2 separate regions of the Homo sapiens genome follow, and region 1 is linked to region 2. A link is a contact called in ENCODE Hi-C or POLR2A ChIA-PET data. All regions are on one chromosome and are shown on one strand. Each heading gives the region's core, a stretch centred on a gene start or an enhancer-like site at or near the end of the contact. The rest is flanking DNA. Distances are from core to core; before and after follow the strand shown.

Region 1 (2,864 bases), core at 222-2,721, 190 kb after region 2:
TTCCTTTGACATTAAGGAGCATCAATGAGAAAAGATGATGAGGCAGGAATTAATAAAGAAATGAAGTCGTGTGTGTTTGGTTGCCTGTCAGAGGGCACACAATTTCATAAACACCATGCCTGGACAATTTGATATTAATATTTAACACCTCTGCATCTTTTCTTAAAAAAGAATATGGGCCAGATACAGTGGCTCACATTTGTAATCCCAGCACTTTGGGGAGCCAAGTTAGCAGAATCCCTTGAGCACAGGAATCTGAAACCAGCTTGGGCAACATAGTGAGATCCCATCTCTACAAAAAACTTAAAAATTAGCCAGGCATGATGGCACATTCCTGTAGTCCTAGCTACTCAGGAGGCTAAGGTAGGAGGATTGCCTGAGCCCAGGAGTTCAAGGCTGCAGTGAGCTAAGAACGTGCCAGTACACTCCAGCCTGAGCCACAAAGTGAGACCCTGTCTCGCAAAAAAAAAAAAAGAAAGAAAAGAAAAAGAAAATGGCTACTTCTCATGAAGCCCAGATTAACTTTTCTGTGAATATGGCCTGTGAACTGTTGCTGGAATTAAATTGGAGTCTAGCACAAATTAAGTTAATCTACTCTGTATTAATCATTGGGAAAAAGAAAAGCTTCATTTGAAAACAGTCTTTTTCCTTCACCCACACTAATAGAAAAAGGAGAGTAATTTGTTCATACTGTATTCCACGTGGGATGAAAAGCATGTTTTGCTCTTTGTTTCTGGGCCGGTGTGATCCGTGTGTTGGTGCCTGAGCTGGAGGAAGGAGCTTCTTGCAGGGAAACAGCCACTGGGGCCACATTGAGGGCCAGTTGGGACCTTCCTTTCCAGTCACACTCTGTGTCCTCACGGGCCCCTTCACAGTCTAGATAAGGAGCCTAGTTTCATTCTCAAAGAAAAAGTATTTGGTCTTCAACATAGAAAGCACAAAAGCCCAGACGAGACTGAGCACACTGTTCGAATCCACTGCCAGCTCATCTGTGTCAGGGCTGGCTTCTCCTGTCCTGTGTCCCAGGGCTGCAGGCCCGTGTTATTTGAGTCCATCAAATCTTCCGAGGGCCTCGGAGGAACCATTCTCAGTCACCCCAAGCTCTGTAAAAGGTCAAAACACTGGCAGCCTCTCAGTGCACCACTGTGTGGGCTCCACACGGGAAGGCCTGGCCAAGCTGTGCTCTTAGAGGCTGTCGAGGTAGGGCAGGAAGCTTCCCTATCCTCGTCTGGATGGAATGAAACAGAGGTTCCCTAAGGCCAAGGGACTCGTGGAGCGCCCATCCCGGGTGGGGTCCCAGAGGTGAGTGCAGCTTGCCTCCTGTCCCCAAGGGGCTTGTTCTGTCAGGCCTCCTCCAGTCACTGCTGGAGTGGGGACTCTGACTCCTGTGTTCACCTCAGAGCCCATGTACAGGCTAGAGGTGAGGCTTGGCAACAACTTCTACTAATACTTAGCTTTGTGGCAGAGCCAGTCTGAAGGAGGAGAAGCGCTCTCAGCCAGCAGGGGGAGTGATGATTATCATTTCAGGTAGCAAGGATATGTATTTACTATGTGGGGAAATAATTTGCAACTTTAATTTGTTTCCAAAGCATTTTGATTGGCTTCCTTTTCCTTTAAACCAAAAAATTGTTTAAATGTTTAAGGGTCATGTGGAACAGCTGAGCTTCTGGCAGGACCACAGAACTGTCCTCTGAGTCTGAGGGCTGGGCAGTGCCACAGGACAGTCCCTGGGCTGCAGGACTGTCAGTGCTTGTTGTGTGAGGAAATGAGGCCCTTCAAAAACCCAGTCATCTTGACAGAGGGCACACTCCCAAGGAAGGCCTGACTGGGGAATCATACAGCCTCTCCTCCAGGCCTCTGGGCTCACTGAGGTGCCCCCAGAACCCTGATTGCCCTCCCCTCTTTCCCTTTTCTCATTCATCACACAGTAGAAGCACTCACTAGCTAACAGCTCAGCTGGGGCAGCAGCCTCCATGGAGGCCTGCAAGTGATGCTCCCAGTCCTGGTTCCCGCTCAGGAGGGAGGCCCCACCACGTGCATCACTGCCTCAGCTCTGCAAAGTCACCAGAGGCTTCTTCCTGATTTTTGTGAAAGATTTATTATATGGCAATAAATCTGAATGATAAACTTTCATTATACTTGCATTAATTTTGAGTATTAGTTTGCTTAGAAATTTTTACACGAAGTAAAAATGTGTAATGATGCAACACAGGATCATCGTGTGTTCAGATGGAAATTGGCATCTGATTTTACCCCAGATCTGAAGCTGTTACTGCATTGTGTCATTTTATCAACAAAGACTTCTGCCACAATATTTACTTTTAAAAGAATTTGTCCCTTTCAATAGCATCTTCCCTATCAAGAGTTCAAGGCACTTTGCAGAAGAGCTTCAGATTTCTAACTCTAGTTCCCACAGTCACCCGTTGAGGCTGGTGTCATACAATCTATGAACAACAACCTTGCAGCAGGACTGCCACCATTCAGCAGTGCAGACAACACAGCTCAAGGACAAAGACAGAGAAAGGAAAGAAGAGAAGGTCCCTGAAGGTGAAGCATAGAAAGTACACTGCACACACAGTTCTCTCTGGAAGGAAAGCACAGGAGCTGGGAAGTAGACGATAGAAAGTGGAAAGGACACAGGACCAGCATCAGAACACTCAGCAACTTCCTAAGAGCTTGCTAAGGTACATCCAAGAGAAATATTTAGTGAGGGAAACTTTTAAGCACTGGAATTGTTAATATATCATACTTTAAGCAACATTTCGTCCTTTAGATTCCGGGAGCCAGGGTTTTGCATTGGGTGGTAGAGCTCTCTGCATAATTGAGTCACCCTGTGCTTTTTTGCAGAGCCATAAATTTTTGGC
Region 2 (3,276 bases), core at 69-2,568:
AGTACTTTATTTTGTCCCTGTTCTTATACCTCTTATTGTTATAGATTTATTATTTTGTCTAATAGATTTATTATTTGTCAAGTAATTTGGAATTATTAGATTATTAGGTTAATAAATCTAAAATTAGTTTTATTATTTGTCAAATAATAAATAATATAGAATCATTTTATGTCTTGTTTTCGTGTTTAACTTTTAGTAAGTATGTGTATACTTTACATCTTCAACTAGATTATAAACTGATGAGTAACCATTGGTTAATTTTCTTAAAAATTATGTACAAAATAGAGATAAAGGGAACAGTTGAATAACTAATAACTGTTTATTCAGATGTGAGATAAATAAGAACCTGTGTCCTTTTCATCAGAATTTAGGTCTTCTTTGGACCCAGTTTTCACCTTCTAGGAATGGCCACCAAAAATGCACTTTAGCTTGTCTTCCTATCCACAGTAAACTTCCTCCCAACCCCCATCATGATCTCTTTCATTGCACCTCACCCATTTCCTATATCCAACAGTTACAACTTTTACCTGAAAAAGGATAGGTAGCCTTCATAAGGGACCCTAGTTCTAGAGGTTGGTAGAAGTATTGCGGATTTTGATTTAAAATAATCTGAAATAATTCATAGAATGAATAAAGTGATAACTATAAAGTCTTCAGAACTATTTCAGTTTGGCCAACTGTGAGATTAATCATGTTATTCTAGTTCTCTATTCTGCTGGAAGAAAATAGAAAGCTTTCCTTTTGGCTGGGGACCAGGGATGATTATAATGATTGAATTTTTCTCACTTCCGTCTGCAAAATGTCCAAATTGTGGGGTTTTCTTAAGATTTTAAGAAATGAGCAGTTAAGACCTTGGGAATTATTGTGTAAGTTCCTGTTGCCAGTGATTTATAGGCCTTTGCTTACTCCTAAGGAAGGAAGTAATTTTATGTTTATGGTTATGACTCTGAATCCCAGCCCAGCCTAAATTGTGCTTGTCAGTCTAATATAAAGGTAATGATGATGCATAGAACTCCCATACATAAGATGACTTGTGGATCATTGAATATGGAACATTAGTTTTTGTCCATTTACTCCAGTTAATAAATATGGTGGTTTCTTATGCCAAGCACTATAGTGGGTATAGAGAAACTAAAATAAAAACTCAACATCTGCCCTCAAAGATTCTATGATTATTGAGAGGGGAGATAGACAATAAAGCCATTTACAAATTCATTTTGTGAAGTTGCATGTTGGTAGGAAGCATAAGGCACAGTGGGAACCTAGAAGGGAGAGCACCAAAATGTGCATGTAGCAATCGGGGAGGGCCTCATAGAAGAGTCACACTTAGTGAAGAGTAGGAGTTTTCCAGAGGATACGGAGATTGAAGAAGTATCTCCAGATAGTCAGCAGCAGGTGCAAAGACCAGAGGCAAAAGACTGCATAGCTTGTCTTTTTTGCTTGGAGAAGATGCTGAGGTATATGCCTCAGTCACTATGGCAGTCAGGCTGATACTTCAATTAGAGTGGTTAGAACATTGGACTGGTGAGACCAAGATCAGTCTTTTCATCTCCACCCATCCACCTCAGCAAGCTTCAATTTCTGATGACTACATTCCTGTGACAGACAGCTCCCACAATCCTCACCTGCCAGCTCACAGATGTGGGTTTAGTGTGTATCACCACACCCTTCTGAGTACAAGGGTGAGAGACTGTGGATGTTTCCGTGTATATCCATGACCACAACTGAAAAATGACTCTGAGATGGTCTTCTGATAATGACTTAATGGCATAATTTCTGTGTATATATATGAAAACTTGTTCTTATTTTAATGACTCCAATAGACTTTAAACTCTTACCGTTATGTAGCATTTTATCTTGTGTGTATTTTTACTGCTCTGCTATAGAAAGGATATGACATAAATATTTAATCACTCTCAGCAGAATTGGCCTTATTTCATGGCTCCAGATTATCTAACTTCACTGATCTAATATTTGTGGCATGGATGTTGAAGAATCATAACTTAGAGCTCAGTTTTTTAGGAAGAATTTTATAATGGCTATAAATCGTTTTGCCAAGAGGCAGTTTGTACAAAATAATGACTTTAAAAATGAGCAAGCTTTTTGATGATCATAAAATGTGCTGAATGTGCTATTTTATACCTGTTTATTTGTGAACTCAATTTTTCCATTACATTCTTAGTGTTTATGCCTCAGATTATTCAGTGCAGACAGATGGGTGTGGACTGAAGAACAGTTTTGATTTTAGCATATAGTCATCATTCATGTCCCCCAAAGTCTAGATTTTTTTAAAACAAGTATCTTAATTTCTCTGGATGACATTAAAAGGTAAATTGTAATATTTTCAGGCTGAATTATATGTCTTTGATGGCTATTTTTGTAATGAGCATGTGCTTTAGGTCTTTTTTTCCTTTAGTCAACTGCATTCCCACTGGAACCAATTTGGCATCTGTGGGAGTCATAGTTTTAATGTGTGCTCTGTCCATCCACCATTTCCTTTGGTACAAAGAGGAACATAATGACATTGAAATGCTTCTTTCAAAATGTAAGTTGTAAACAAATCTAATCAATAAATTATTTTCAAGTAAATTTTGTTCTTATGAAATCTCCATTAGAGTTCCCTTCACCCTAACTCTATATTCATCACAAGAAAGTGCCAGAAGGAAATTTCAAATGAATGTCTGCATTTGTGGAGTTTTAGACCTTGCTTATTAGACCACAAGTAGAGTAGACAGCAACATGCTATTAACACATTGAAATACAACTTCAAGCCATATAGCAAACTGTGCATTGCTGGGAACCAAGCCAGCTTCACATTGCTGCATGGCCATATTGGGCATTTGCAGAGCAAATGTCTGTAGTGGAGAGCCATGACAACATTCTTTTTAAATAGTTGCTTTGTCCGAAGTCAGAAGACGTTTTTCATCCACATACCATGTAGGAAGGAATGCTGGTAATAAATTGATCTGTTTATCTACACCTGTAAATATAGATGGTACATCTGTAAAACAAGGGACAGTGGTATACTTAATGAGTTCCCTGTACATTTTCATCTGTTCAGTCTCGGAATTTTAGATACCTGGTGCATATGACTTACTGTTTACAAAACCTTTAAAAACTATTTTCAGGTGCCTTGTCCCCTTTGCTTTGGTGGTATATGATAATCTGTGCATTTACTTTGTTTTCTATGTGGAAGAGAATGAGATTCTGTAAACTGTGATCAAGTCTTCAAAGACAAGTTAAAGTTCTCAAAAATATTGTTGGAAATAAAATTTG

The links. Hi-C counts contacts between places; a loop is a spot of excess contacts on that map. ChIA-PET counts read pairs that join two places held with the same protein, here RNA polymerase II (POLR2A). Pooled maps may share reads with other maps.
Region 1: a loop to region 2 is called in a map of endothelial cell of umbilical vein, with 2.2 times the contacts of the local background. The contact joins two enhancer-like sites. A Hi-C loop is called at or near these places in 2 of 168 maps with a recorded cell type or tissue (endothelial cell of umbilical vein and mammary epithelial cell), 1 of 37 single-sample maps with no recorded cell type and 6 of 50 pooled maps. POLR2A ChIA-PET finds 5 or more read pairs at or near these places in 2 of 52 experiments (both activated naive CD4-positive, alpha-beta T cell).

The regions. Positions count from the first base shown.
Region 1 is chr18:49,040,743-49,043,606 of GRCh38, reverse strand. DYM (dymeclin) reads left to right here. Exons shown (of 18, transcript NM_001353214.3): 18 at 1-2,864. All of the region lies in intron 4 of DYM-AS1 (DYM antisense RNA 1), which reads right to left. Among named protein-coding and RNA genes, the nearest start is that of MIR4744, 7.6 kb to the left of the region's middle. Within about 2 kb of position 1,471, at least 3 of the 41 ENCODE cell types and tissues checked have a DNase peak (open chromatin) inside an H3K27ac peak, as active enhancers do.
Region 2 is chr18:49,225,978-49,229,253 of GRCh38, reverse strand. The region is part of intron 13 of DYM (dymeclin); the gene reads left to right. Among named protein-coding and RNA genes, the nearest start is that of MIR4744, 180 kb to the right of the region's middle. Within about 2 kb of position 1,318, at least 3 of the 41 ENCODE cell types and tissues checked have a DNase peak (open chromatin) inside an H3K27ac peak, as active enhancers do.